Linked DNA regions of Mus musculus: all the other regions are linked to region 6. Evidence: chromatin loops called from intact Hi-C (ENCODE). Cell type or tissue: left cerebral cortex. All regions are shown on one strand. Each heading gives the region's core, and the rest is flanking DNA. Links, peaks and the distances in the headings are about the cores only.

What was found. Hi-C counts contacts between places; a loop is a spot of excess contacts. Peaks named below come from ENCODE experiments on the same cell type or tissue, not always from the same donor. Only the 100,000 strongest peaks of a DNase experiment are listed, where the experiment ranks them.
Region 1: it touches region 6 in a loop (6-fold over the local background); 6 of 42 quality-filtered maps call a loop at or near these places.
Region 2: a loop joins it to region 6, with 5 times the contacts of the local background. A loop is called at or near these places in 3 of 42 quality-filtered maps.
Region 3: a loop joins it to region 6, with 3.0 times the contacts of the local background. A loop is called at or near these places in 3 of 42 quality-filtered maps.
Region 4: it touches region 6 in a loop (4-fold over the local background); 2 of 42 quality-filtered maps call a loop at or near these places.
Region 5: a loop joins it to region 6, with 8 times the contacts of the local background. A loop is called at or near these places in 6 of 42 quality-filtered maps.

The regions. Positions count from the first base shown.
Region 1 is chr16:77,639,950-77,645,189 of GRCm38, forward strand. No RefSeq gene overlaps it. Among named protein-coding and RNA genes, the nearest start is that of Mir125b-2, 3.7 kb to the right of the region's middle. In left cerebral cortex, for the core only: no CTCF peak of the experiment used is centred there; DNase peaks (open chromatin) are centred at 2,677, 3,247, 4,178 and 4,619; H3K4me3 peaks cover 2,375 bases; H3K27ac peaks cover 2,363 bases.
Region 2 is chr16:77,130,122-77,135,361 of GRCm38, forward strand. No RefSeq gene overlaps it. Among named protein-coding and RNA genes, the nearest start is that of Usp25, 120 kb to the left of the region's middle. In left cerebral cortex, for the core only: no CTCF peak of the experiment used is centred there; no DNase peak of the experiment used is centred there.
Region 3 is chr16:77,149,988-77,155,227 of GRCm38, forward strand. No RefSeq gene overlaps it. Among named protein-coding and RNA genes, the nearest start is that of Usp25, 140 kb to the left of the region's middle. In left cerebral cortex, for the core only: a CTCF peak has its summit at 2,530; DNase peaks (open chromatin) are centred at 1,172, 1,353, 2,171, 2,480 and 1 more place; H3K27ac peaks cover 1,133 bases.
Region 4 is chr16:77,326,488-77,331,727 of GRCm38, forward strand. Mir99ahg (Mir99a and Mirlet7c-1 host gene (non-protein coding)) reads left to right here and starts at 2,841. Exons shown (of 5, transcript NR_015543.3): 1 at 2,841-3,191. In left cerebral cortex, for the core only: CTCF peaks have their summits at 2,502 and 3,067; DNase peaks (open chromatin) are centred at 2,831, 3,033 and 4,698; H3K4me3 peaks cover 3,347 bases; H3K27ac peaks cover 2,720 bases.
Region 5 is chr16:77,496,822-77,502,061 of GRCm38, forward strand. Mir99ahg (Mir99a and Mirlet7c-1 host gene (non-protein coding)) reads left to right here. Exons shown (of 5, transcript NR_015543.3): 4 at 4,682-4,789. Among named protein-coding and RNA genes, the nearest start is that of 9430053O09Rik, 79 kb to the left of the region's middle. In left cerebral cortex, for the core only: no CTCF peak of the experiment used is centred there; DNase peaks (open chromatin) are centred at 2,960, 3,299, 3,802 and 4,230; H3K4me3 peaks cover 1,932 bases; H3K27ac peaks cover 2,157 bases.
Region 6 is chr16:77,233,759-77,238,998 of GRCm38, forward strand. No RefSeq gene overlaps it. Among named protein-coding and RNA genes, the nearest start is that of Gm31258, 66 kb to the right of the region's middle. In left cerebral cortex, for the core only: no CTCF peak of the experiment used is centred there; DNase peaks (open chromatin) are centred at 1,930, 2,399, 2,864, 3,365 and 2 more places; H3K4me3 peaks cover 2,077 bases; H3K27ac peaks cover 2,135 bases.

The sequences.
Region 1 (5,240 bases), core at 840-4,839, 410 kb after region 6:
TTTGTCCTCCCAGTGGCCTTACCGTACAATAAGTTGCCCTTTTAACTGAAGGAGGGATTCCCAGCTTCAGACTCAAGAGCTGTTTGCTCCAGGGACTACACTAAGGCAAAAAACACTTTGGCCTTAAAAACCTCCTTCAAGTTCACATTCCTGCCCTGCCTTCCCCTGGCTCAGTGTGTCTAGTCTCATTGGTGCAACTCTGAATGCAGTCCTCCTAGGTCTACTGATGAAGACTGGAACCAAAAATAGGTTCTGTATTTCCAAAAGAGCTGAAAAGAGAAGGGGAAAGTGGATGTGGAAACATGGAAAAGCTTACTACAGTGATTTACAATCAGGCCATTTTTAAATTAATTAATAAAAGAGGGATATGATACCTTGCAGTTATATAGCAGGAGAGAGAGAGAAAGACTTATCAGATTGACAGATCAACATTTGACATCCCACTTATTGGATGTCTGATTTAAACAAAGCCATTCCCCCCCCAAAAAAAACCAAACAGCAAAATTATTAAAGAAAAGTGAGTCATATATTTTCTTTTGGTTAAGATCAAACATTCTTCTTCATTATTATGATTTTAATATACACTTTTAGTTTAGTATATTTTGTCTTTCTTTAAAATCTGATTTGGGATCTATTCCTTACTCGGATGTATCTTACTTAGACAAACAAGAACACTAGGTGTTTTAGTTCATAGAAAGTTCCTAACCAGACCAACACCAATTCACTGATATCTGAGTCTCATCTCTATCGTTTGCTTATTCGTTATGTGCACTAAAAAAAAAAATAAGAGATCTATTTCTTTTATTTCAGTTTCTGCTATTCCTTTCTAATGTGGAAAAATGGAGAGAGAGAGGAAAAAAAAAACCTCTCTGTATTTTTGCTTCTCTCACGACTACTCCATGCCTTCTGGAAAGCAGAACTCTGATATGTCTTGGTTGGCACTAGAGAGAACATGGCTCTCCATTCTGGAAAGGTTAGACAAATAAGCATGGCCGAGCTACTCGGAGCCCACAGAATGAAGAGACTGTTGAGTCTTTTGATTTTGTTAAATCATTGTTATATTTGGGGGTGGGGAGAAGCTTAGTTTTTCGAAAAGCTTTCTCCATAAGTCATCTTACATTTTAAAAAGCTATTAGTAAATAAAACTGCTTTAGCCAAAATTTAGAAATAAAGGCACTTCCATCAAAAGGAAATACTTTTAATATTAGATCCCTAAGTAAATCAATACAGTTTCTGTCTCCTAAAGGAGAAGGAAAACACTGGGGTCCAGTGATGAATTACTCTATAAACCTTTTGAGGGGTGGGTTAAGTCAGAATTATATAATATATTCTTCACAAAGTTAGAAAATAGTTTAAATTCACATTGTCCAGAAGAGTAGATTCCCATCAATTCATACTGCCCACCAGAGATACAGATAGGGGAACAGAGGCAATGAACTTTGATATTTTTAAACATTTACTTTATATTACAGATTTCTGGTTGTAGCTGATTGCAGAATGCAAGTTAAATATGGCACAAAAATATTCAACAGGTGAATAATATACAGTGTCTATACTTTCATGAATTTTAAGTCAAAATATAAACTATGCATCAGTTTATATCATCTGTCCTCCTTATTACAAACATCATACATTAAATTAATGATACTCACAATTACACCAATTTTACATACCCTTTAGAATAAATAAAAGACATTCTTGCCCTGGAAGAAAGGATATTATTTCAAAGCATTACTTCCTTTAATTTGATAAATAATTTACCATCCGAATCAGAGCAGTGAGTTTTTAAAAGCTTAGAAAATAAATGTCCAATAGTATTTGAAAATAATTGTTGCGTGATTGTACATGTGCTGCATCTTTCAAATGAAATGTAAAAGTGAAGTCAAAACTTTTCTTTGTAAATACTTTGCCTGTGGTCACCGCATAAATTCTGACGTAGGGAAAAGCTTGCTTCAGTGTTTGTTGATTAGAAGCTGAAAGGTAGCAAGGACCTCAAGCTAGCATCTATGACAGTGGTGACCACATTGTTTGATTTCAACATTTCCTTTCAAATCAATGTTGATGTAACCAAATCTGCTTTCCTATTGGCCCTAAGAGAAGTCTTGACAGAGCCTGGCCACTTGGAACAGGCTAACTCATGTCTCAATATAAATATTGTAACCCACAGTCATTCAGTAATAATTATTTTCCTTTCAATGTTTATTGCTTTGATTTTCTAAATCCCTCAGTTAATATATTTTGTGCTTTCTGTGGAGTTAAGCCATGTATGCTTGTATGAATGTAAAGAAAGAAATACCATCGATTAAGGAGAAAAGTTGAAGGTGCCTTGTATCTTGTATCTTGTCCCAAGAGCTGCAAGTGAGATGTTCATGCACAAGGTCTACAGAGCGGGATATCAGTGGCCAGTAGCTGTAAGCACACACTCAATTATTAAAATCGTCAACCTGTTAGATCTGATAGCCATAGCAAAGTCATGACACTCATTTATCAAGAGCATTGTAGGTAACTATATGGGGGGACAAAGGCAGCCTAAAGAATTCACATATGTAAGAGAGTTAAAAAATCAAAATAAAGTCTGATCAAGGCAATAAGCTAGACGCAAAAACAGGACAAGTTCTGCAGGCTTCTTGCTGCCACTGGCAGACACTTGTGCTAAGCTAACCTGTGGGTGTCTGTCTTTATTTCAACTTTTCATCCGATTCTGGACTCGAGTCCTTTGCAGTCTCCAGACTCAGAAATCATGCTTCATATTCTCTGTGGCAATTAACAACCAGCATGGCGGCTCTGCTCCTTCCCATCTTTCTTTCTCTGGGTCTCTATTCCATCCATCTCTTTTTCTGCCTACCTCTCTCATCCTTTTCCTTCATGCCTTTTTTTTCTTTTTTTCTGAAAGTACGAACTCAACATCCTGTTTCCTTCCTGTGGACATTCTTTTCCTTTTTTTTTTTTTTTTTTTTCCTTTTTCCGCTGGTCTTTGTGCTTGAGATTTGCTGGCCCCCACCCCCACCCCAGCCCACCTCACCCCGCCCCACCCCTGTTTCCTTTTCCTTTTTTTTTTTTTTCTTTCAAATCAGAAGCCTGTAAGAGCTGATTTCTACTTGCATCTCTTTATGGATCCTGTGATGTTTTCTTTGGAACCTCAGCGAGCGGTTGGTTGTTCTCCGCAATTGTTGCCACAGATCTGTTGCCAAACTGCTACCTTCCTTGGTCGTGCGTGCCGCATTGCATGCTGGGACTGCCTATGAGAGTAAACTGACATATTTGCAGCACCAGCCAGCATTGGCTGGAGGATGGTGATAGTTCCTTCCCTTTTGTATGCTTTTTTGTATTCTGTAGAGTCACCAATAGCTAAGTCTGCCCGGCAAGTAATTCAGAAACACTGCTAGTGTAGAAAGGGAAGGTGGCAGTTTACCATACTGTCATCCCAGGGAGAGACTGGAGAACAAAGAAACTGGTGTCTTCTATGTTGTGAAACACCAGCACAATCATGGCCAAAGGTTTTGGCTCTTTAGTAATAGTGTACAGATGTACAGGGATCCACCTTTTATTTAAATCTACATATTCAATCACAATATGCTGAACCAGAACACTTTTACGATGTACATACCCACGAACAGTCAGGTATTATTATTTTTAAAAGTCTTTAAAATTAAAATATACTAATATCCAGCTAGTCGATCTCATTCCACCAAGTTAGCATTTCAACACAGTTTAAATCCCGTTGATGAGTCAGATCTTGGCAAGTCTTGTCTTTTAATTCCTATGAAATGAGAGCATAGCTAATAAAAACATGAAGCTATCACTTCGATTAAAATCCTAGCTTTTAGATTTTATTTATTTATTTATGTATTTATTTATTTGACTAGAAAGAATTGATCTCTACACACCCAGCCTTATGGGCGTATGGATGTACGGGTGTCTGCTGCTGGGTGGGGTCTTCACATAAAAACGGATAGACTTTCTTTTGCCCTTTCTTCAGTCAAAGGGGGAAAGAAAATGAAACCGCAGAATAAAGTCTAAGGCTGTTAAGAAACTGATGGTATTTTTTTTTTTCTGTGTCACGTGTGTGTGAGCCGGCCTGGCTGCTTCCTTAGGTGGGGACCCGGGCGAGACTCTGCCTGAGTCTGTCTCCACACTGCTCTTGCAGATCTGTCTTATTGATTAGCAGGGAAAAGGGTGGGGATTGGAGGGAAGGGAGGGGAGGACTAACTGGCGACTGGCTCATTGAAGCACAAGGCATTTTCTTCCGGGAAGATGTCAAACAGCTGAGAGACAGCCACAGAGGAAGTAGAAAAGGTGGAAAAATAAGGACAAAACGAAGGCATTTCTTAGGAGAGTCTCAAGGCTTTTTTTTCTTTTCTTTTTTAATTCGCTCTCTCCCTCTCTCTCTCTTTCTCCCCATTTCCTTCCATCATCTGACCTGCAGAAGCTAGAGTGACAGCGTCATGCAAATGCCGCAGTCCAGCAGGTCTGGGAGAGGGTGGATGCCAGACTGTGCGTTAATGTTAATGATGAGCGCAGTGAAAATACCAGCCGCCGCCACCCCTTGCACACAGAAGCGCTCTGAGTCAGCATCAGATGCTAGCCCGACTCTCTCCGTGTGTCTGTGTGCCTGTGCGCGCGCGCGTGCTCGCTCGGGCATCCGTGTCTAGCCGAGGGGAGGGGGTGGCGTGTGAGTGCGTGGAGGGTAAAAGCCAGTCAGTCAGTGAGAAGCAAAGGTACGTTGGAGAGCAACTAAAATCTGACTGATTTCCATCTTTGGAGCATCAGATGTATTCCCTAAGGAGGATGGGTCTCCGTGATGGGGGTGGTATAATTATGTTAATGTCATATTTATGGAGGGGTGAGATTTTTCATTCTAATAATTGGTTGAATGCTATGGTCAAAAATTGTAAAGCCATATTCAGTTTTAAGGAAAAAGCATGGACTTTTATCTAAGTACTGTTTTGTTTTATTTAATTTTATTTTTTTTCCTCTTTGCTTTTTGTGAATGCTGCTTTTTGGTTGTTTCTTTTGGTTTTGGTTTTATCTTTTTTTTTTCTTCTATAAAACTATTTATTTGGGGCCATAAGTGATTCAGTATGGGAAATCAAATGATAAACAGAAAGAGATCTTATATAATGATGCATTACATCACGGAACAGAATGCTTAAGTCTTACAAGGCAAAGTAAAGATCTGGGCAGGGGTGAAGGGGGGTGGTGGTTAGAAAGGGGTGTGGTACTAGGGTGGGGGAGGGGAA
Region 2 (5,240 bases), core at 866-4,865, 100 kb before region 6:
GCACTTTATTCTAAATTCTGGCGTTCTCTGATATATAAAAATATCAACACTCCTTTTTAAAATTCTTTCTTTTATTTATTGAGATTATAAAATAGTATCATTTCTCCATCCTTTTCCTCCATACAGACCCATCTCTCCCTAGTACTTCTCTCCCCCTCCCACTTCTCTTTCAAATACCTGGCCTCTTTTCATTAATTGTTGATACATGCATACATATATACATACATACATATGTATATACACACACACACACATATATGTGATCCTAAATACATAAACACAAATATCTCAGGCTATGAAATGTTACTTTATGTATGTTTTGGGGGTTCTCCATTTGTTATTTAAAAAACAGTTGGTATACCCTTCCCTGGGCTATTTCTCCTGCTCTCAACATTCATTAGCAGATGGTGGGGGCTTGTGTAGTGCTGAAAGATCCTGGGCTTTCTCTCTGCATGATACCAAATCTTTCGTAACTCTCTTTATAACACCTCAAAGCTAAAATCCATTGTCCCTGGTTATTTCATTAATTGTACTACATCTGACTGATTTTGAGGACTTACCCTGAGTACCTACAAGGTACTGATTATGAAAAAAAAAATCAGTTGTTTGAAAGAACCAAGATTGTGATTATTTGCACAAAACCACAAAACCCCAATCACTCAGATAGTGAGTTATCAAGTTTTTGAGTGTATAAAGTGGTTAAAGGATAGAACCAGACATCAGGACCTCCTCTCCTCTTATGCTGGAAAAGGGGGTGGGGTGGGTCATTTAGTAGAAGGTGGCACATCGCTGTGTCTGATAGTTTTGGTATGATGGTGTACTGGCTGGTTTTATGTGTCAACTTGACACAAGCTGGAGTTATCACAGAGAAAGGAGCCTCCCTTGAGGAAATGCCTCCGTGAGATCCAGCTGTAAGGCATTTTCTCAATTAGTGATCAAGTGTGGGAGGGCTCATTATAGGTGGTGTCATCCCTTGGCTGGTAGTCTTGGGTTCTATAAGAAAGCGAGCTGAGCAAGCCAGGGGAAGTAATCCAGTAAGCAGCATTCCTCCAAGGCCTCCAAATTCCTCCTGCATCAGCTCCTGCCTCCAAATTCCTGCCCTGCCCTGCGTGAGTTCCTGTCCTGACTTCCTTTGGTGATGAACAGCAGTGTGGAAGTGTAAGCTGAATAAACCCTTTTGTCCTCAACTTGCTTCCTGGTCATGATGTTTTGTGCAAGAATACAAACCTTAAGACAGATGGCAACAGTGTAAATAGTAGTCTTTCATGAAAAACTAAGAAGAATGTTAGTCAAAATGGGTCTTTTTGGTCTTTGGGGGAGGTTGTGCATTCCTTTTTTAAAACATACATACCCAAAATATACTGTCTATGTGTATTCTATATTCTACTTAGACACTTCATGGTATTTACAGAATGATAGTTTGAGGCAAATGGTTTGTGTATTGGAAAGTTGCTGATATTGGGGGAACTTCAGATCTGCTTTAACAATATCTTGACACCCATTATATAAATTAACTCTTCCTTTGTATGTTATTTGGTGAGACAAGGAATCCATGAATCTGTGCTCTCTCCTAAAGGGTTGGCCATATGATCTGAGCTGAAGAAATTGGGCTAACCCTCTGAGGATAACAGAGTTTGAGTGGAAGGAGGAACGGACGGAGGAATGTTCCCAGAAGTCCTCTGTTTCCTGCAGTTCATTTACAGAGTAGCCCAGCAGTGCCTGCTCCCTGGATCTCCAGAGAAGATCTTCTTGGGGCTCTCCTGAGCCTCGTTCTCTACATCTCCTGCCAACTCCATAAGAACTGCATATATTTCCATGTGTGTCTATGTTGGACAGCCTATATATCTACTGCCTTCAAGTAAGTAATCATAAATCTCAGACGTTATGAAAGTAAGCTCTAAAATTTTGAATGAATTCTGTATCAGGTAAGAGAAAGAGCAGACATTTGTATGGAGATGGTATGAAAGAATTAATTTTAAATATGTGAGCATGGTCCTTAATAACAATATAATCAGAATTCTGTTGACCTCTATAGTTGAAATGATGTGGAATGACTTTCCACTCTAGCAACTTCTAATGTAGAGAAACTTACTTCTTAAAGATACACAGTTATTTGACAGGTTAGGGATGTATCCCAGTGGCAGAGAACCAGCTGGCTTATGCAGAAGCCTGGGTCTAATTTCCCAACTGAAGAAGTTGATGCCGTTAACTTAGTATTTTTAATAATCTATGTCTGTGTAAACATTATAGCATTTTTTTCACTAAGTTAAATTGCTTTCAAAAGGAGACACATTTATTAGTTTAGTAATATATTATACATTTTATTATATATAATATATACATAATATATATTGAGTGGCACATTTGCATTATTAACTAAGCAGACACTTAAAATAATGTCTGCCTAAAAGCTGTGGGACAACATTTTTTTTTGTTTAAATTTGTTTTTATCAGGCACTAAATTTTAAGAAAATGTGCTATATATTTATAGACACACATGTCATTCCATATAATACTTATGACACATGTATCCATGGTATGTTTTAACTTTTCCATCAGCATAAATGTGAATTGTCTCAACTCTCTATGGTAATAACCCTTTGTGGAAGATGGGGAGGAAGGACTGGAGGAGCCAGAGGGATCAAGGACACTACAAGAAGTGGTTAGGACTCAGAGGCTCACAGAGATCAGGAAGCATGCAGGGGTCCGACCTAGCTTCTCTGCATATACAATATGGTTGTATAGCTCAGTGTTCTTGTGGGACACCTAATAGTTAGAGCAGTGCCTGTCTCTGACTCTTTTGATTGCCTTTTGGACCCCTTTTCTCTCCTGCTGGGTAGTCTCATCCAGCTTGTATGTAAGAATATGTGCCTGGTCTTATTGTAGTTTGTTATGTTATATTTGGTTGCTTGATGTCCTTTAGAAGGCCTGAGGAGAGGTGAAGAGGGAGGCAGTTGGATTCAGGGTATAGGGGATGTGGGGGGAGGAGATTGAGGGAGGGTAAACTGCAGTGGTGATGTAATATATGAAAGAAGAATAAATTAAAAGTCAAAAAAATCAAAATGCTTTTTAAAACTTCCTTTTGCTCTGTCCAGCTTTCTGGAGTGCACAGCTCGGTGTAGCTGTGTGCACGCATCACTAGTGCTTCCTGTTTCTCTGTGACTCTAAAGGACGGCCTATTGGTTAACCTTTGCCCATCCCTCCTTCTTCCCTATTTTTTCCCATCCCGGTTACCACAACTCTAATCTCAACTTCCATGAGAAGAGACCGCAAGTTTTGAAAGGAATGTTTTATAATTTGGACATTATTATAGTTTATAAGTAATGTTTTAAATGATAAGATTTATACTTGCTGGAGTTATGGTGGTTTGAAAGCATACATTATTCAAGAACCAATCAATAGAAAGGGGCCATTAACATAATTTAAAAGAGAGAGTTAAGTATACGCTGTTAAGTATAGTCTATACACATTACCCACCAATGGAGAAAAGAGTTCTAAACGATCCCGAATCATAGATGGAGTGAATAGCCATTATCTCTAAGACTAAGGCAGAGCAGCTGAGGATAGAATAATCCGATACTCCTTCCTGCTGTTGGAGTACCACAGCCGTGGCCTGTTAGGACCATAGTCTATTCAGTGGGGGAGAAGTTCGCCCTGACACATTGCCAGGAGAAATTGCTAGGTGGCTACTTTCTATGGTGTCTCGGAACTGTTTCCAGGAAGTGTTACTTTGTATAATTCTCTGGGAAGGTGGCTAAGGGGCTGAAGTGTTAGGAAGAAGTTTCTAAAATACCAGTGATGTTGCCCCTAAGAAACCCTGTCATGCAGCAGAACTCAAGGGTGGGTTCCTCCTGTAGTCCAAGATGCTGTGCACTGCCTCACCAAGCAGGGAGAAAACCTCTTCCCCCCTAGATTGACCTCTAGAGCGACCTCTTCACAACACTTAGCAATATACCATTTGTCAAGGGAAAGCTATTTGCAAGGTTCATCTCCAGTGTCAAAAGCAGGGCAGGGGAGGGTGGGGTGAGATCTGTTAGGCAGTCAATTTACAACTGGCAAAGGCAAGTGAGATTACTTTCCCTATAAAAAGAAAAGATTTGGCAAAAGATTCCATAATCTACTGATTCATAAATCAAGCCATACCAGTTGGTGGGCAGCCAATTTTACGTATTGCTAGGTACGCTCTTTAACTGTGAAAAAAAAAAAAAAAAGAAATAGTTAATGTCTCATTTTTGTAACACGCATTTGAAATATTTAGGTTCCAATCGGGGACAGTGTCGTAATTTTTCATATTCAGCCCGTGAAAATGTTCTGCCGGAGCATAATTTTCTTACAAAAGAAACCACCAAGCCACAAACAGTCCCTCCCCTGAAGGAAAAATCTGTGGTTTCTTCAAAATTGAGTTCAGATTGCATATGCAGAGTGAGGGCCAAGATGACTTTCGTGTGTTGTTCAATCATCATCGAAGACACAGGACTATGCTCACCCGGTCCGACTGGGTAAGGAAAAAGCCACCAGTTATGTTTGCGTGTATAACACACTGTAAAGTAACATATGAAAGTTATTCCGGAACGATTTCTAATTTGCTCTACTTTTCCTAGTGCCATTTAATTCCCATAAAATTTTCCCTTCTGTTTGTGAAGAGAATTCTCAAAGGTCCTTGAAGTGACTGAGTAAGGCCCCATACATAGGCAGGACAAATATAAATGGTGAGTCTCTATGAGTATAGAGATTTACATAAAACAATAGCTTCTAGATGTTGGCTGGAGGGAAAAGAAGGACTGTTTCCGAAGTTGATCTTGGTATGAGTAGAACTTCACATAGCTGTTACCTCTTGGGCATCTCTGCAGAAACCCTGTATTCAGGATAGGGCCCTCATAATGTTCTAAATTCTTACTGTCACAGGTGTGTTTTGTGGTAGCTACAAAAGCAACGAGGGCAGAAGTCACTGGAAGCAACACTTGCTCCCCTGCCGATGTATTACTCAAAAAAAAAAAAAATCTAACAACCATAAAATTAAAACAAATATATTACGAGGATAAGTATATTGCTATGCTAAGATTCCTGGAGCTTACCTATGATTTCAGCCATATCGCATATTGTACTTTCAAAGGTTCAGCAGTTTCTATATGTTTTGAAATCATGCATAACAAATCTGTAATTTAAGTGGAAGAGGAAAGGAAGCATCATTAAAGCTAAGGCACTGGGATGCCCTGGGTTTTCTAAACTTCACAGCTAAA
Region 3 (5,240 bases), core at 717-4,716, 83 kb before region 6:
GTCCCCAGCTGTGACGAAAGGATGGACCATCTAGAGATTGCCATATGCAGGGATCCATCCCATAATCAGTTTTTTAACCTTTTATGGCTCTCCTGATTTCTTATAAGTTAAATTGGAATAGGGGAGATGGACTTTCTTTTAAAGCCTGCCTTGATTCATGTAGTTTTCTTTACTTAAGCAAGGCTTTTCTTGTAATTTAGAGCTCAGATTAAATAATATTTTGCTGTCCCTATGGATCCTGCAAAAAAATTTTATGTTTTTACTCAAATGTTCCATTGGGTCCCTAATGACAAGGAGTTTTGAGATAGTATTAAATCATACATTTCCAGATATTTCTTGTGTAGACTGTTATACAATAAGTTCAGGTGAACTTTAGGTGTCCTAGGAGAGAAGCAATTTTCAGGCAATTTGGAGAACATTCCTCACAGCGTTTTAACCTTCTCTTTGTTGGAAGGCTTTGGCTTACAGGGCCGGACTTGAGAGTCTCCTGGGGCTTACTCCTAGAACTTCTGGTTTCCTTAGTCTGAAGTAGGCATTTGTTATCCGAGATAATCCAATCCTCACACTCCAGGTCAAAACCACGCCCCCGAGGAGACACACAACCACACGTTTCCATGGTTGAAGCAATTGTTGTACTCTAAACACCCTTGGGTTTCTCAGACCACCAAAGCTGAAATTTACTGGATAGCAATGTGCTCTCCTTTAAAGGGATCTCGTTTCTTTTCCTTTTCACGGTTTTGAAGTAAACTGTGTTCTCCCTCGAGCCTAAACATGTTTGCTTTCAAGCTGTCTTTGTGTATCTGTTGAGAGTCCAGCTTTAAAGGAAAATTGGTTGTTTCCTTCTTTTTTTTTATTATTATTCTTAACGTGAAACTATGTGATTAGATCTACTTTCAGATGTCAGGGAAGCAAACATGTCAGAAATGTTATTTAGGTTGCAATAGCAGGCAGCGCTTAAAACATCCGAAGCCTCGCTGAGGGGATTTGAGGACTGATTGCTTTTCCACTCGCTGTGGTTGGGTTTGAGTCAAAATTTGCCAGTCATTGACTGAGCTCTATGGATGTATTTGCTCTGGCAATGCTGGCTAGACTAAGTCTACCACAGTGGGCAGGATGCTCACTGCATTTATTCTTACTGGTTGACAGTTTTATTTGTGACTCCTATTTAAAGTAGAGCAATGGAGCCCAACCCTTCAACATTTGGCTCTGGCCAGTCTCTTTTGGACAAGATACAGAAGGCTAAAGGAGGAGAGGCTGGACTTTTTTTTTCCCCTTCACAAACCTTTCCTTTGTGAGGTTGGCAAATTGTAACCTAAATGGTAGACAGGTTTAAGCAAATTGTGCAATTCTGGAATGACCAAAAAAAATTCTTTACCAGAAAGCACACTAGCTTCTTGTCACAGAATGTTTGGGTACTTTTCAGCCAGACATCCCAGAAAAACCTCCTTAAATTTTGAAGTGTTATAAATATCAATCTGTGGCCTTGCTGTATGTAAGGAGTTATGTACAGCTTCGTAGTTCCTTTAAAGCTACTTGCAGTTTTGTTTTTTTTTTTTCCTGCTAGGAATAACTTACAATAATAAATCAACAATTAGAACACATTAAAAACATCACTAAGCAAACCACTCATATTTGGAACAACAAAAAGGCAAGTTTTCTCTAATTTTCATAACTTTTTTTTATCTCCATATTCCTTGAGCATCAAAGAGCATGAAGAAGAGTCAAGAGCTGGAGAGGTGCTGCAGTTCATAAGAGCATATTTGGCACGGGCATAATGATGAGTACCAGCACTCATAAAAGAAAGCAGAGAGAGGGTGATTGCTGGAGCTGGCTGGCCCATCTATCTATGCATTGATGGTGGGGGTATGGTATCTGCTGCAGCACAGACAACATATGGGAGGCTGTGCACCTGCAGAAAAATGACCCTTCCTTTCCAATTGCCATCAACTGCAGATCTTTGGTTACGGTTGAGTCTCCTGCTACCCTTTCCTCCCTGTGCTAGAATGTTGACCAGCTTGATCTACTGCAGACAACCAGAGCTATCGTGAGGTCATGACATCAGTGTTTTTGTCGTGTCTAAAAGTTACTATTTTGTATTGATCTTGTCCTCTCTGACCTCTGACGTTTACAATCCTTCTGACTCATCCTTTGTAATTTTCCTGAGCCTGGGGGATGGTATAAATGGCTGAGTACTCACAAGTCACTCATTCTCTGAACTTCGACAAGTTGAGAGTAGAGGACTGTAGGACAAAACCAGATGATAGGACTCTATCCTGTTAAACTGCATACACCTTGTTCAATCATCTGGGTTCTACCTATCAGTCTCAACTTGCCCCACCTTCCCATCTCCCTCCCCCCTTGAAACCCCACCCCCATTATTTTTTTCTTTTTTCCTTCGGTGCTATTTGTAGATATATTTTTTTAAAATAACACATTGTGCCAAGGACTTCCAGAATGTGAGTGGGAAAGCCATCTGGATATGTGTGTGAAACCTGTCCCACAGAGAGGAAAAGCTACCCTTGTGGTGAGCAATGCTAAGTTCATCTACACAGAGATGGATATGTCAGCATCTGTTGAGGACTCTTGGACCTAATAAACATTCAGCACATTCTTGATAAACAGAGATGAATAGAAGATGAGATAACATCATCAACAGTAGCAGCAGCAGCAACAACAATAGCAGCAGCAACAATAGCAAAAACAACAAAATTTCTCATAATGTAGTGGTAGGAGGGTTTATAAACTCTTGTGTGTTAAAAAAAAATCCTAGCAATATAATGATATGTTGTTAATCTTAAACACAGGTGCATTTTTTCCAAGAAAATTTTTCTTCTGCACGTGCGCACACAGACACACACAGACACACACACACACACACACACAGACACACACACACACACACACACACACACACAGAGAGAGAGAGAGAGAGAGAGAGAAAGAGAGGAATATTGTATGATTAGTTTGTTTCTGCAGATATTTTCTATTGTACAACATAAAGGCCCATGTTTATTGTCTTTGCAGCAGATAGACATAGAATGACCAAGGGACAGATGCAAGTTTGGAACTTTCAGTCCTATCCCAACATCCAGCTTTTCTGAGGGAAGTGGAACTGAAGTTTGAGTTCATAAACAGTCATGTCTATGTGATGAAATTTCCATAAAACCACAAAGAACTAACTTGGAAGGAATTCTGAGCACATCAAGGTTCTTGGAGGTCAACTTAGCCAAAGAGGGCATGAACTTCCCATGCTCCTTCCCATTTACCTTGGCTTTCATGAATTTTCCATGAGGTTGCTCATCTATATTCTTGGTAACATCATTTAAAAGAAACTAATTAAGGAAGATATTTCCCCAAGTTCTGTGAGCAACTCTAGAAAATTAATTGAAGGCTATCATGGGAAGTCCAATTTATAATAGGTCAAACAAGCACACACAGAGCAACTTGGACCCCCAAACTGGCTTCAGAAATGATCTGTAGGTGGTAGGACTGATTCTGATGTTATTTCCAAGTCCATAGCATTAGTATCCAGCTGGACAACACCTAGCAGGAGTCTGGTAGAGATCCATCTGTGCAATTCCTCCCTCCCTTTCTCACTCCTCTTCCCCTCTCTGTAAAACTCATACATATTTCGAGTTAGAAATCAAGAGCATTGGTATGGACTTAAGAGAGTCTTCATTCTATACAGTACTAGTGTCTAGTGCTCCAATAACCAATGGAGAAATAGCTTTGGGGTACATCTTTTAAATTTTGTCTACCTACCAAAATGTCATGCCTTGGAATGAGTTGTATGTCGATGCAGATACTTTTTCTGGAGGAGGGTAGATTGGAAGGAAGCTCAGTCATCCAACTCTTAGTGTTTAGAGAAGTGCAGACACAGAGGGGCTGTTACTGTTTGCTGATGGTGAAGTATGTTAGATCAGGGGACAAAACATGAGGATCGTTTCAGTCTCGGTTTATATAAATCAGGTCAGTGATGAGTAAATTAGAAGGCTGAGAGCCAGATGAGCAGATGGCCATTATTGGCAGAATTGACCTGTCATTAAGCACTGGTCTCCCATGCTGGGCAAGACTAAGAACTCAGCTTTGTTCTTCAGGTGAGCCTGGAGAAGCAGAGGGCTATAGGGCCAAATTAATTATAAGACTAATAACAGAATAGAATACAAAAGAAGAATAGATATATTGGTAGGAATTTATTGAAACAGAGCCAGCTATCTGAAAACTTTATTTACACTGATTTTGGTTGTTATTTCAAATAAATATGTTTTTTTTTCAAAAACTAATCCAGTTTTCCTAAATGTAAAATATGAAAATAAATATCCAAATCAAAACTCTGGTGATATACCTGGTTTAAGACTATATTGGTTTCTTGCTGTATTCATAGATGTAAGAGCAGTACATCATTCCTTTGGCCTTTGATGAGGTTTCTTAGTGTTTCATGTTGGTTAATTTACCTTTAGAGATTGCTGTGGAGAGTTTAGAAGTGAAAGACAAAAATGAATTCAAGCAGTTACTTAGATTAATGAAGGGAGGATTCTTGGTAGGGTCAAAAGAGAGTTTCTCTTTTTAGTTTCTAAGAATGTTAAACATTATTCTTGGTTTGAAAAGTGGAATAGGATTATATCTGTATGATCTAGAAGAATTCTTGGAAGGGAAATATGGAGGGTGAATAATAATTATTCCTATGTGGGAAACATCAATAAATCTACGGAAGCCAAGTGAAGAATTCTAGGGTCTTTTTGAAAGCTCTTTTCTGGTTACATTGACTCTTTGCTAGCCTTGTGGTCAAAGGCTTTTATGGAAGATATCTATTTGCTTTGAGATGTGTCTGCTCAGGGAGGGAGTCTTAGGAGAGAGGGTAGTAATTATTGAGGACTTTCCTCTTTTTTTTTTTTCAACTTACACCTCTGTAATGAGCAAGTTTCTGCTTTATATTTTTTTCCAGCTAGCTCCCCTGGCCAAAACTTAATGTAGCAGATGATTGAGCATGGTATTAGCCAATGCCAAACTGCCTCCAGCTTTCTGTCTTGGGTCTCCTCTCTTGGGATTATTATATTTCAAGGTTTATTCCTTTCCAGCTGGCTCATTGCCACAAAGATCGCCTTAACTGTGTCATGAACAGATCATTCTGTGAGTTAAATCTCAGCATTATAACAACCTCCTTCTCTATATCTCTTCACTGATGATTTCTTGCAAGCTATACAATCATCTTGTCTGTGATTCCATATTTTGTACTAGGG
Region 4 (5,240 bases), core at 829-4,828, 93 kb after region 6:
TGGGGCATCAAGCTTTCACAGGACCAAGGGCCTCTCCTCCCACTGATGACCAACTAGATCATCCTCTGATACATATGCAGCTGGAGCCATGTGTCCCTCCATGTGTACTCTTTAGTTGATGGTTTAGTCCCTGGGAGCTCTGGGGGTACTGGTTAGTTCATATTGTTGTTCCTCCTAAGGGCTACAAACCCCTTCAGCTCCTTGGGTACTTTCTCTAGCTCCTTCATTAGGAAGGACCCTGAGCTCTGTCCAGTGGATGTCTGTGAGCATCCACTTCTGTATTTGTCAGGCATTGGCAGAGTCTCTTAGGAGACAGCTATATCAGGCTCCTGTCAGCAAGCTCTTGTTGGCATCCAAGGGTCTTGGTTTGGTGTCTGTGTATGGGATGGATTCCCAGGTGGGACAGTCTCTGGATGGCCTTTCCTTCAGTCTCTGCTCCACACTTTGTCTCTGTAACTCCTTCCATGGGTATTTTGTTTCCCCTTCTAAGAAGGACCGAAGTATCCACACTTTGATCTTTCTCCTTCTTGAGTTTCTTGAGCTTTGTGAATTGTATCCTGTATTCTAAGTTAGCACCTCAAAATACACTGTGAAATGATTTAGGCAGGGGAGATAATTTTCAAATTAAATGAATTGAGCAGCCCATGATCTGCTACATTGGATCAAGTCATCAGAAAACATCTAGAGGAGCGAACGTTTCCTCTACAAAGTAAAGATGGGACTTGACGTGAATCAAAATGACAAACTCTCTCTAATAGTGTCTGGGTAGTAATCATTGCCGAGTAATAGCAGACTTCAGCAGAGGGGACTATTTTCATAACCTGTGTGTAATTCAGAAAGGTCTATGGCCACATAAAAACCTACAAACTGGCCATAAAAACTACTTTATAGCCAGGGAAATCATCAAGGCCTGTTCAACTTCTGTTGTATGTTTTATGCTGTGCATGGTTATTAGTGACCTTTCTGAACTTGCTAGAAAGAAATCCTTATTTCATGTACACTGATGTTCCATTACAATAGGGGCTAAATCTTGAAAGTAGATGACTGTAGACATCTAAAATATAAGGCTGGGTGCCCTTGTTGACTCTTAAATTAGCTGTTCATCTTGAATAAAGCGATTGAGAAAACTCTGAATGTACAACACGGGGTATTGGGGTAGTGATGAAGTGTAGCAACCTCGGTGGCCTTGGGAACCTTCAAGCACTAACTAGGTTAGTCGCTAACTAGGTTGGTCATTTTCCCATGTCTATTTTTCAATGTCTATTTTTTAGTGATGCTCACTTTCAGTATACAAAACAGGCATGAGGGAGTCACAGAAAGATCTCAAACATGTTTTATTTATTTATTTATTTTTTGTTTTCTAAAACTTATTCAGAGGCGATATACAGACCAATCAATGACGCATATTTCACATTTGAGAAAGTGGAAACCCCAGTTTCTGCACTCAGTCTCACCCAGAGCTAACTTTACCACTTATATTCTCTGTTTCTGTACTTTCAAAAAGTCTGCTCTACCTATTAGAAAGCATTATTTAGCTGCTAATCTTATAATTTGTTCATTTTAATTTGTCTATGTTTTGTTTTATATCAGATAACAGCTGATTAAAGCTAATTCAGTTTTGCTAATTCGAAGATGGTCGAGGCAGATGAAAGATCAGCATCTAAAGGAATTTCCCAGGCAGGCCTCGCATGCCTGTGCAGTTACTTAGTAAATAGGGTGAAGGATGGAGTGTTGGGCATCTATCTCTATCTCTGAGTGACAGCTACTGGGAGAGGGAGGGTGTCTAATCTAATCACTGTAGAAACATGAGCATTTTAATTTGGTTGGATCATTCAAAGAAAGGGTTTGCTTTGAAGTACAATTACTTGATACTTCCTTGTCACAAATTTGATAATGATACCTATCCTTGTAAAGTGTTTTTGAAGACTACGAAGATGTAATGCATAAAACGCAGATAGAGTTTTGCAATATTACATTTTTTTTTCTTAGCACGTCATAGCTTTTCTTATGAATTCCCAGTTAAAAATGTACTAAAATGAAGAAGCGCTTTTTCGGAACTGGAGGAAATTGTAACTAATATAGTTCTGAAAATAAGAGAATTCGTGAAGTTAATTTTGCATGGAATCTCACCCGGGGTTAGCAGGCTAGGCTGTATCCTCAAAGTGAGGTCAGTTCCTTAGCTACGGAGAACTTTGTCGATAGTTGCATCAAAATTAATTAATTAAAATTAATTTTACATTAAAATTCTTTAAAAGTCTCAAGGAAAACCATACTACTGCCTATGCTTAGCCATGTGATACAAGGGATATGTATGCTGGTAATCATGTGAGTGTCTACATGAGCTCTTTTGTCATTTCCACATCTGCAGGCACATAATATAAAGAAAACATGTTACTATTCTGTCCTGAACGCTGTTTGATTTAATGTGAAAAAGTATTGTTTTAAATTCACTGAGTCAAGCAATACCTACTCAGAAAGAACACTAGGGGGTTACCTTCGGTTTACTTTACATCTTTAGCACATTTACTATTAAAAAATATTTCTAGAATGCAGTGTCTGCTCGGCTTAGGTTATCTAAGCTGTAATAAGTAGCCTTGGGACCCCTGAAGGCACACCCCACACACTTATGCTGTGTGACCTCGGGTCACAAGTAATGGCTGCAAGCTAATTGATTGAGAAAGGCTTGTCTGGCAGGGCCCCTTTTGCGTCCTGCCTGTACATTCCGAAGTTCTGTGAAAAGAGGCACTAGCGCTCAGCCACGCAAGGCAGGAAAACAGAGGAAGTTTTCGCATTCTGACTGCAGCCTGAGTTCCCCGGAGCAAGGCTGCTTCTCTCCACCCACTCCTCACCAAGAACTCCTGAACTTGAGAGTGGACGACTTCAAAGCTAGCTCTCACAGACTCACCTGGAAAAGAGTTCAGCTGCGCGTTCATTGAACCGAGAGGCCAGATCACCTATGTGAGGCGGTGGGAACCATATGGAGATTTATATTAGAACTTCAGCAAAGTGCACAGCTGCAGCCGGCAGAAGCCAGCTCTCGGGCTGACAGGCAAATGAACCAGATCGTGGACGGGGCCTCTGGGTGGCAGCTCCGGCCTTTTGGTTGTTGGACAACTATAGTCAGAACTGAAATGGAACAGGGGCAGGAGAAATAACACACTTTTACTCCACGCAACTGTTGCTTTCACATGGTGAGTGCAGATTTAAGATGTTGCTCAAATATTCTTTCTGGGTTGTAATACAAGTTAAGAAATCTGCTCTGCTTTTTGGGGGGTGGGGGGAGAAACAAGCCATCAAGAATACTTAGAAATTCCGAAGCTCTGTGGCTTTGTCTCTGCTTCATTTCACGTGATACTTGCAATCTGAGAGAAAAAAAAAAAACTCGTAGCGTCCAGTCTGTTCTTTCTCTTCCAGATTTTCTTTTGTTTAAGTCCTGCTTTTCTGCAACCAGAGTCAATATTGATTTAGGCAAATCAAATGTGGCTGGGATGAGGAAGAAGGGGGAGTCAGGATATGTGTAAACATTGCATTTAGTCCAACTTCTGTGTCACTGGGCGCTGGCTTCATGATTTGGTGCCTTATCTCAGGAATAAGTCCTATGGAAAGAGCTTTGCATTCCTGGCCAGGAGAAGGGTCAGGGCCCGTGTTTAGCAGCCAGCCAGCCAGCCAGTGAGAATTGCTGTTGCTCCCTCTTATTTTTAATATAAAATAGTTAAGAAAGTACATCTTCATGCATTGAAAACTAAGTGTGCTTTGATTTCCCAAGTCCCTTCCCAGTGGTTTATGTGTCTTATCCCTGGGAAGGATTCTTTAAAAGTCCTTGAGCAACAGCGTGCAAACTTCTTTTGTTCCTGCTGATCCTGTTTGCTCACGTTGTGTGCTATCGACTTTGCACACATTTCTTTTTGAAGAATCATGTTGCAGTAATGCAGAGCAGTTTTTGTTTGTTTGTTTGTTTGTTTGTTTCAGTGCAAATACCTTAGAAGTTAGTAAGGTCATGTTTTCTAAAATAAAACCAACCAAGCTCAACGAAAAACCTTACAGTATAAGTTGAGAATAATTCCTTGTTTAAACGTAACTAAGTCCTGTTTTAACTATGTTTTGTTGTTGTTCAAAGAAAATCTTAGCTTGCCAGCATGTCCAGGAATGTGAGCCGAGGCGACCTATTTTTCTTATTCCAACCTCTCATGTTCATAATCACATTTATAGTAAGTGCTAAAATATACTTTCTGATGTTCACCTCATTAGAAAAATCAGTTTTTGCTACCATAATATTTGCAATTGATGTTATCAAAAAATATGGAGGATCTTTATGGTCCATTTGTTGATTTGATGAAGTTTTAGGTCTACTTCAGCATCGTTTAAACATTTTCCAAAGCAGAGAGACAATTCAGTTTTGTCTACTTGTTTAAAGCACAGAACTTACATGGGGGACAGACTCCTTTTATCTGGAATCTTCTGTTTGTTAAAGTAAATTAATAAACCAAACAAAAAACCAAACAAAAGGCAGCCAGTGAGAAGCTGCAGATTTGTAGTGAAAGGGAAGGGGACTTTAAGGGTGTCGGAATGTGATTCCATTTCCGAGGTAATTTTGTAGCATTTCTTAGCTGCCTTTGCAAACTTTATGGAAACCTGTTAACCGCTGGCAGCCCTGAGCCCTAGGTTTGCATTTTGAACGGAGATTATGCACAGGAAAGACAAGTTCGTCCTGTCATGTGACCTGAGCTGCCTTATCAAAGCAAAATATGGCAGCCGCATTCTTTCCTGAGAGAACGAAGTTCATTATGTCCTTGCCACCTGTTACGTTCACTCTTTGTCCTTGTGGCCACACAGTTCCTGCTTGTTCCTGCTGCCAGAAAGGGATTTTCCTTTTAAGAGAGAAAACCAATGATTTTTTTTTTTCATTTACATGTTTTGAAAAATTGTGTTCTTTCCCCACAAAGCACCCGGAATATATTTCATAAGGCCTTTTGTTAAGTTGATGTGAATAGCAAGAAAATGTGTGTATTGTTTTGAAAGCCTTGTACGTCTCCTGATAAATAAAGCAAAGGTGTAGCTAAGGATTTATGAAAAAGATGGACCTTCTGAAGATTATGATTGAGGAAAAAAATGCATTCCTTATTATTTCCTCCAAACCAATTAAAAAACTAGAAGTACAAAAGGCAACTTCATTATTACTATTTTTTTCAAGCACAGCTCAGAAAGTCAGCATGGTAGAGAGAGGGCCTCCAAAAGAATGT
Region 5 (5,240 bases), core at 714-4,713, 260 kb after region 6:
AAAATAGAAAATTACTTTTTTGGAATTTGAAATTTCTAGAGTTCGTGGCTGATAAACTGAAAGGCTTTTGTGTGTTAACCATGTATTCAGAAAGGGTACTTTCGCCTTGGTATCTTATATAAAGACAATCAATTTATGAATAAATATGATTTTATATCCCTTTGAAATATTTATGTGTTAGCTACTTTTCTTGTCTTATTGCACTAGCTATATTTACATGGGATGCCAGCTATGTCTCCACCCTTGATTTGACCTTAGCAATAGATTTTTACAGATATTCATTATCAGTTAGACAGAAGATTCTTCTGTTCCTTGTTTTTTCAATTTTAATCATGAGTGAAAATTGAGTTTGTCAATTGCTTTGTCTTTATAAATATTCCATACGATTTTTCTTCTTTAGTGTGTTGATGGGGTGGTTTGTAACAACTCATGTTCAAAGGCTGACTAGCTTTTTAAACACTGAAATTAGTGTTTGTTATTTTGTATACACAGGTTATCAATTGGTGAGTTTGACTTGCAAAGGTTTATTGAGGACTTTTATTCTATCTTCTGAACATATACTGGTCTACCTATTTATGTCGTCCTATGAGTTTGCTCAGTTTTTGCATTAAGGTATTTCTTGCTGCATCCAGTGAGTTATCACGTGCCTTCTGCTTTTAATTTTTTCTTGTGTAAAATGCTTATGATGATGTCTTTCTGCCTTTGAAACCTTTAATTAGGGCTTATAACTTTATTGAAGAATATAAATAATTACACTTAATTCTGCATACTTTCTTACAGGCATTATCTATCATTCCTATGAGCTATTAGAAAATTAAAAATTTTTTTAAAGTATGAAATATATGACAGGATATATTACTTTCAAGAATTTTTCATTTTTATTTATTTTATTTTTTATTTTTTATTTATTTTTTAATTAGGTATTTTCTTCATTTACATTTCAAATGCTATCCCGAAAGTCCCCCAGACCCTCCCTCCCACTCCCCTACCCACCCACTCCCACTTCTTGGCCCTGGCTTTTCCCCGTACTGACTCATATAAACTTTGCAAGACCAAGGAGCCTCTCTTCCCAATGATGACCGACTAGGCCATCTTCTGATACATATGCAGCTAGAGACACGAGCTCCGGGGGTACTGGTTAGTTCATATTGTTGTTTTAAATTTTTAGATCTAGAAAATAAAATGTTCATGCTGAAAGTATGTAGCTTTTACAAAGTCATCCAGATTATTAAGCATAAGTATTTCCTGGTCAATATTCTCTGTGTTTATAAATATGTCTGCATCTGTATGCATTTCCATCTACTACCTTAGGCAAAAAGAATAAAACTCTACTTTGAGAACTGTATATTATTCCTTAGCCAGTAAATAATTTTCTGGAAACCAATTAATAAATTTCATATAATACGATCTTTAAAATTATCAAACATATTTTAAACTTTATTTCAATAATCATTGTAAATTTAAATCCATCAAATTATTCATCATACGCCAAGATTATATAACTCAGAAATTTTGGGAATAGTAGAGAACATATGAACAAAGAAATAATGAGGAAGATATCAATTATAGTTTTTCATAAACAGCGATGGATTTGGACATTAGGAACTCAGTTGGGCTGCATGGTCACCATGGCGTATATTCCTAGTAACTGGCTCTTTCAGTGTGAGTGTACTCCAAAGATCTGGTAGTTCATTGACACTCAGGATCTTTTCCACATCTTATATGAAGAAATAACATTGCTTACTAAGTAAAATGTACATAATTTTGTGCTGAGATCACTCAGTCAATAGAGTGTTTGCCACATATAATCAGGAAGACATAAGCTCATATGCCAGCATCCACATGTAAAGCTAGGCATGGTTTAATCCTAGCTCTGGGAAGGCAAAGTCAAGATGGTACCCGAGATTTGCTAGCTATCTCATAGACTAGAATCTGTGACCTTCGTAAATCAGTGAGACCTTGTTTTAAAAATAAGGTGGAGCATGACTTAGGAAACACTCAAAGTCCACTATTAATCTCCAAATACATAAACACACAGGTGCACATACAAATGAACACGAACATGTGTGTACATAGCACCCATGTAACAAATAAAGTGAATGTCTGGCTAGATTCAGCTAGTAGAAAAAGCACTCAGAACTGCAAAGATGAAACAACGCACAGAAAAGCAATCCCAGGCACACTTACAGTGCGTTTCAGAACTATGTCATTGGTGCTCACCACATTCAGATTAAAATTCGTTCCCTTAAATATTAGTTATTTCTTCATGATTTAACAATGAAAGCTAAAGTCAACACAAAGGATGCTGGCTTTCTTCCTCAGGGTTTCACAGTCTACCAGGAGTAAAAATACTTAGTTGTAGTATATATATATATATATATATATATATATATATATATATATATATATAGTAGCTCATCTCATAGCTTCTCTCTCTCAACACAAAGAAGGATTTACTGACTAATGTTCCCCACATGGCCAGAGGTGCCCATCTATTTTTTGTGCAGTTAATCTTAATTATCAAATCCAGTCCTCCTAATTTTGATAATTGTAATATTGGCCTTCCTCTGGCTTTCTTCTCATTGAATTTTTGCTCTATGCTACCAATGGACACGTTTTAGTCTTCGACGGTCATTGATGAGATTTCAAGCCTTGAAGTAGTTAAGTAATTGGAAATTTAAGGAAAGTGAATTGGGTTGCTTTGTGCTTTGGGTTGCATGTGCCTTTGCATGTAGAGTGCTTTACTTCATGGTTGCTTCTGAAGGAACTTTCTAAAAGTGGAGGAGACGACCGAGGAGACATTATTGAGTCTTGGTATAACCCCAGTTTTCCATCTTGGATGGTGGAAGGTGTTGAACAGGAACAGGCAGAAACCAGCCTCGCTCCTAAAGTTTCAGTAAAGCACGCTGCTATTGCTACACTTCACTGCTAATTTCAACATGTTAGAAAACTTTCAAAGCAAAACAGTTCGGAAGCCTCACTTTCAAATCCCAACTCTCTCCCTGGGTGTAAAATTAACACTCTTATTTTTCAGAGATTATAAAAAGAAAAACCACTTTCTGGTGACCGGATCAAAAGCCGAGAAGCAAACAATCTCTGTTAACCATGAGGTGCAGGGTTAAATTTTTCTTTCCACTGATAAATCCCACCCCGGAACAGATTTCAGCAAGGCAGCTCGCAAAGCTCACGGGTGAACCACACAGGCCATGTGGGTGCCGAACTCAGAGCCGGAAAGCAAACAGCTGCTGTAGCCTGATTTGAGTTAAAATAGTGTGAGTGTTTAGTCTGGCGCACGGCTTCGGGGGAGATTGGCAGCTGGGTCAAACAAAGTCCTTCCGTTGGCTCCCTTCCCGGGCTGCTCTGCTAGTATTTAGTGGGTCCTAGTGCTGTGTAGGGCCCTTTTCTCAGGCAAAATTCTAACATCTGACCGCACCCTCCTCTCTTTGCTATTTAAAAAAAGAAAGAAAGAAAGAAAGAAAGAAAGAAAGAAAGAAAGAAAGAAAGAAAGAAAGAAAGAAAGAAAGAAAGAAAGAAAGAAAGAAAGAAAGAGGGGAAAGAAAGGGAGGGATAAAGAGGAAAAAATAGCTGTGCTCCTGCTTCTTTCGTTCTAAGATAAATTCTCCCGGAGACAACCTCTCCCACTAATTGTGTGTTAGCCATGAATTTTATCTCAAGAGCTGACGCACTGCGCTCTCAACTGGTGTTGAAAAGCAGCCTGTTACAGTGTGGGATTCATAAAAGGGCCTCTATGGTGTGTGAGAAAGAATATCTGTGTGCCTAGGCAGGAAACTTTTTGATCTACAGAAAAGCCAGAAGACATCTAGGTAAGACTTCGGGATCAGACCTGCTTTGGTGGGTGGGGGTGGGGGTGGGGGGGTGTCCAAGTTTGTCAGTGAAATTGGCCCATACAAGAGATGCAAGTTTACAGGGTGTGTGTGCTTCCTTCTGTGGAAGTTGAAATGTACCGAAGATTGCTTACTTATTTTTGTTCGCTTATTGAAAACTTGAATCAGGAGTCTGTAGTCGGTCTTTCGACGTTTTCGTTTTCTGTGATTGAACTGATCGCAATAGATATTGTTTGATCCCCAGAGAAATCTTTGCAAAGTGACACAGAAAGAAAAACATTCCGGGCGAAGAAAATAGACAAGTTTTAAAGAGGAATTGTTTGAACCTTAGAGGGCAGGAGATGGTGCATTCGGCAAACGTGGGTCTGAGTACTGAAAAAAGAAAAGAAAAAGTTTAATGATGTTTTGGAAGGAATATTAAGTAAGTTGTCTTTGTCTCTTACTTTTTAATTTTAGTGGCTCATTTAGCCTGTTGGGTCACATTTTTTTGAGAGTACTGAAGGCTGCCATGAATCCCTAATGAGGCCCCTTTGCACATGATTTTGGCCAATTGCCAAAATCAACTTCCCAGCGGCAAGCTTTCTCTCAAAGAACCTGGAGCAATTTTTTATATATACATATATTAGAAATCATGTTTGAAAGCCGCCACAACCAGTTGTATAGGCATGTCAAAAGTGACTTTATACAGTAAATATGAAATAAACCTTCAGGTTTGTTTTTTTTTTCTTGCTTTCTCATATTGTCATTGTGGAATCTTTGCCTGTTGCTGCCTAAATTGTGATAGAATAAGAATAATCTGAAATAAGAAGATTTAAGGACATTTTTTTCCTCTTCAGCATACCAGAATAGGAGTCCTGTCTTAACTGAGCAATATACACTATGGAGAGATCCTTCAAAACCCGTCGGGACGAATAACAGATGAATTCATAAAACTGTTCATCTCTGTAAGTAACATCCTGTTAACAGAAGTTTTGTATATAGAATTAAGTTTAATATTGACTTAAGTGAGGTCTTTGTGTATATTAGAATACCTTAGTGTTTGGGGATTTTTTGTTTGTTTTGTTGTTATTGTTAATATTTATTACATAATTTTAAAAGATTATGTGGTACCTTGATGCCTTTAACAAATCTTTTCATAGAAATGTTTGGTTTGTAAACATGTCTGAATGATGAAATAACTGTATTTAAGTGCTTCCCCATAAGATAAAGGCTGAGTTTTCATAAAAGAAGGCAAGAAGGTCAAGGAGCAGATTTTAAATCTGATGTTCCCACACCTGAATTCTGTCATGGGAGCTATTATATAATTTTATATGATAAGGTTTTTTTTTGAGCTACATTTACAAGTTGCAATAAGATAGCCTACTTATTAGATGGTAACAATTTTAGATTTTATGA
Region 6 (5,240 bases), core at 384-4,383:
GATCTGGAGGGAGGGGGCCATCACTTTCTTATCTGTAGTAAAACTCAACCAATTAAGAGTCTTCTGACAGTGGCAGGTCAGAGCTGTATTTTTAATAAGGAAGGCAGCAAGAGGGCAGAAAGATACCAAATCAGTTACTAATTGCTGGAAGTCACCTATCTGAAATGAGTCTTTTAAATCTATAAACTAGGTCTAGCTTCTCTAGTTGAAAATAACTCCTAATAAGTTTTCAATGTAAAGTTATTTTACATTTAGATGATATAATAAAATATCATTTTAAAGTATGATTAACATATGAAGAAAATTGGGAAGAGTAATTCTGAATTCACATATATTTTGTAACACAAACAAGATTGCTCTAAACTTGCCTAACTTTACACCTCATGATATGCATAATTCCCTTTTTATGATATTCACAAAGCTATAAATACTCATTAATTTAAGCTGGTCAAGTTTGGAAAATCACCTAGTCTTGTTTAAAAATATATATAGTTAATTTCTTTACACACACACACACACACACACACACAAACACACACACACACACTCCCTAAATCCCCAAATATATTCTTTGCATTACCGCAATTGAAATTTTTTGATTATCTATATTTGTACATAAAATTATTAGCAATTATGACTTCCTTTACTTTCCTTAATGCATTATCAGATCAAACAATTGAAATGAGTAGGCAGATGAACTATATGGTCTTGAAAAATAAAACCAGCCATAGCTGTACATATATGTGTTATATGTATGTGTATATGTCAATGTGTACATGTATGTGAATGCATACAGGCAGGTATATGCTTATGTGTGTATAAGAGCAGGACCAAGATAAATAGGGTTAAGATTATATAATTGAACTTAATTTTTATATATTAATTCACAGAATTTTTTCAAATATTTAGGGAAACTCTATTTTAATAGGAAAATCATCAAGACAAATGCAAGAAGGTACCTAATTTTTTTTTCTTTTGTCTTCAACCTACCTAGCAAATAACAAATTTATACCTTTGCTTTCAGGCCTTATTACTTCAAAGCATGCACATACCAGTTCAGAGATAAAATGTTATATTTTCTTGTATTATCAGTGTTGTTTATGCTTGAGCCTTTTGATCTCTCAGTCTTATTAGTCTTTGAGTTTCTCCTTCCTTCTTATGCTAACTGCATTTTGGGAAGTATAAATAGGAAGACCCATGCTTTTCTTTTAAGATAATTCTAGCACTTAGTAAATGCTATATTAAAATCCAATATTCCAAAAGCTACTTAATTCCATATTTCATAGAAAGTTTCCAAATATTACAAAAGAGGATCATAAAATAAATATTAATGGAACGCGGCATGGTCTGTTCTCCACTATGTATAATAAATAGTACATTATTCATGTGGGTATAAATGAAGTACTGTGTTTTTTGAACACCCACTCTAATGATGAATTCCATACTCAAATACAGAACTATCAGCAGAAAAGCAAACACTCCAATCAATTCAGGTAAACATTGGTGAAATACTACCTGAAAAAATAGTATTTCAGTTATCATTCTTACTGGGAAAACAAAGTAAAATAAGCACGAAATGTAGGAAAATATCTTTCTGCCAGTATCCTCAACCAGTGAACACTTCTGTAAGCTGGATCCTGTCTTTTCTTCCTCTGTCGTAGAATCACTCACTGGTCATACTGCCATTCTGTTTATGAATATGTAAATATAACGTGCACAGAAATAATAGCAGTTTGCCCAGAGACCAGGCTATAGTATACTGATTTTGTATACTCACAGAATATTTAATTTTTTAAGCAGTCAAATTAGTGCTGCAAGATATACCCTAGTTCCGTGATATGGAAATGCGCAAATGGAGCTTAGGCAGATGCCCACGACAATTGAACTGCAAATAAATGAACATCTAAGCCTAACCGTGGAGAGACATGTACATTATTTAGCTTCTTACTCTGATGCTTAGTGATACAGAGGAAGTCTTTAGGTCCTTAATTACCTTTTATTTGCTGACTAGATTCTACCTCCACAGCTCACACCAATAAATAACTAGACTAATGTTTAAATCATGCACACACAACACACACACACACACACACACACACACACACACACACACACACACCACATACTTTTCCTTTGAAGCAGAAAATGATGTCTATATTCACCCAAGTGTTGTGGAGGAAGCATTAAGCTTTGGGAAGGAAATAATCGGTGGATTTTTATTCCTGAAGTAAGCAAGCATGTTCGTGCATATTCTTTCTGCATACATGCCTATGCGTCACTCAGTGCAAGCGGTGCCCCTGCAGCTTTTGCGCAGTAATTAGATTGGTGTAATCACAGTGGAATGAAGACAGCCACACTGATAATTTCACAGTGAATATTAAAGACATATGTGCCTTCCAGTGTACAATAAATGAACCTGAACTGCTGTCAGGGTCTAGGAGGACAGTGTGGCCAATGCACCTATTGTGTCCCTGCTGCAGAAAGGAGCCTGCCGATTGGCTACTGTCTGCAGCACATAGCACTGGCTTGTTATAAAGGACTTGTCTAGGGGAGAGCCTGTAGGTACTCCATTGTCTGGTAAAGTTCATATGACTGCATTATTTTGCAAGGGGGGTGGTGGAGGTGGTGGTGGAGGGAGAGCTTAGAGGGGGTATCAGCTCAACTGTAAAAGCTATACAGATTCTCTCTCTCTCTCTCTCTCTCTCTCTCTCTCTCTCTCTCTCTCTCTCTCTCTCTGTCCTTCCTCTCTCTCTCTCTCCCCCTCTCCCTCTCTCCCTCTCCATAGATCATCTCTGCTTCATGCCCTGTCTCATTTCGCATAGCTAAAAAAAAAAGAATGCTAATTAAGATCCCATGTCTTAACCTGAAAATAATGACTCGGCTGTAATTAGAAATCTGCTGAGAGTTTAAAATTCTAGTAGGGGACCAAAAGCATCAGTTATGGTGATTAGGAAGAAAATGAAGAAGTATGTTTCTGTAATCAAGGTAAACATGGGAAAAGGGGGATTCCCTCATCTTTTTTTTTTATCCAATTTTAACCAATAGTATTCTGCTGCAGATGAGAAGATACTGTGTTTCAAAAACGATTTTAACCATCAAATTGAAAGAACACAAATCAGTAGCAATAGAAGCCTTAATCCTCCTTAGGATGCAATTCAGATGAAAGACCTGCTTTTATTTTTCTTTTTTGTATGTGTGTGTTATAGACGGATCTGAGAACGCTGTCTGGGCTTCGTGCCAAGGGCTGGTATTCACACAGCAACGACGGCCTCACAGAAGAGCTGTGGGAAGCAGGAGGGCGAGCCTCTCTTAGGGTGCCACTACTATGGAGACACAGCTGGGCTGAACAAGATTTGCTTCAAACGACAACAAGAGAGACAGAAAGTATCTGATTCAACCGCTGCCCAAGCAGGCAGGCACCAGAAGAGCTAGCAGCCAATCCGGCCATGCTCGAAGCCAGTCCTGCAGCTCAGCCAATCAGTGACATCATTGGTGAGAAACTCATTTACATCATGCAGTAATGAACTTTGTTTAACATAGCCTTCCCCCTTTTCCTATTACCCTCCCCTCCCCCAGATTAGTCCTTCCATTAATTATTCTGGTGGCATAATTTAAATCGCTATGTGAAAATGTGGCTACATTCTTCCTGGTAGCTCTTACCCAGTCTCCAACTGATGTCTGCAGTAACAGAAGTGGTTCTAAGTACAATGCTATTTTGCTTGGTTGGGTCTTGCATATATTATCTTCTCCTTCTTAAAAAGAAAAAAAAAAACTCTCAGAAAAAAAATCCCAAACTTTTGTTTATTAGATGCCCCCTCTCAATGAAATACGTGTTTTCTCCAAGTTGCTGTACAATGTAATAGGGAATGGGGGGGGGGTATGCTGCCATGGACGTTGTGATTTTTTTTCCAAGCAATCTGCATCTTGGAGGTCCCTTTCACGTTTTTAGATTTTATGTTGTAGTGGCCATTTTACATACAGTGCTTTCTCCAAGAAAAAGCTCTATGTACATCTGTCAAATGGAGGAAAGTTCTCTCTTGTTTTATTCTGTCCTTCACTGCTCTCAGCCAACATGTCATCTTATTAATGAATAGAACTGAGGTCATTTCTGAACAAATCTCTCCCTTCCCATCGCAGCACAATGCACCTGATTTGCATCCATTTACTAGAAATACTGAATACAAGAACCAGCTTGAAAAGAAGTGCAGGGAACAGCTTACATATTATTTCAGAATATGACAGGGACATTTGTTTCTCAGGAGGCATAATATGTAACAGCTGCTTTAATGTTTCTCTGAAAATGCCTGCTCTCCATTTATAGTTCAATACCTCCAGTGAATTTATGGGATCATTATATAACCAGAGTTGAGCAAATGAAATCATAGTCACGAAGGAATTCATTTATCTACGGAAAGACATTTGGAAGTACAATGTTGTCTCGCACATTTGTGTTTTGTTGGTCAGGATAACACACTTTGTTCGATAGATGGCTTAAAAAGTCTGAAACATGTGGTCTGAGAAGATTTCTATTTGCTTTACAGATGCCCAAAGACTGAAACTGGGACAGACTTTAGTGTGATTTCTCTTAATTCATATATTCCATGCGTTGTTGCCATGAAAAGCATGTGGTTGTCTAGAACTGATAGCCAAAGTCCATTGTCTATTTTCTATTAAAGGAATGCTTTGGATATAATTATTCAAAGACATGGAATTTTAAAATACACCAACAAAGGTGTCATAACTGTGCACGGTTTTTTAAAAGAAGCTTAGCGAGCACAATGATAGGCATAGCCACACGAAGGGTTTAGACAAGAAGCCCATGGCCCTTTTAATTCATGAGGCATTCCGTCATCCCGTCATCTGTATTCAGGGGGCGACTGTCCTGAATCAGTCATGAGCTCCCCTGCTGCAGATCCTGTAATTTGAATCATGTGTAATAATATATTATCCTACTGGGGGCCCTCTCTCAGTAGGAAAATGGTTTCTACATTCTGGTATAAGAGAACTTTTGGCTGCTAGCCGCCTCACAGCCATTACTCACATGGACAGTCACAGTTGTCCCCCTTAAGGAATAACATCTGCACAACCTTGTCAGCCAAAATTCTGCAACCTCCCCTCCTCGTTATGAATTATGATTTCTTAGAATTGGGAAAGCTAGAAAAACTGAAGCCTGAAAGTGGAAGGCTGAAAGAAACGGATCAAAATTTTATAGCACATGCCAGGTGACAACAGCTCAAATT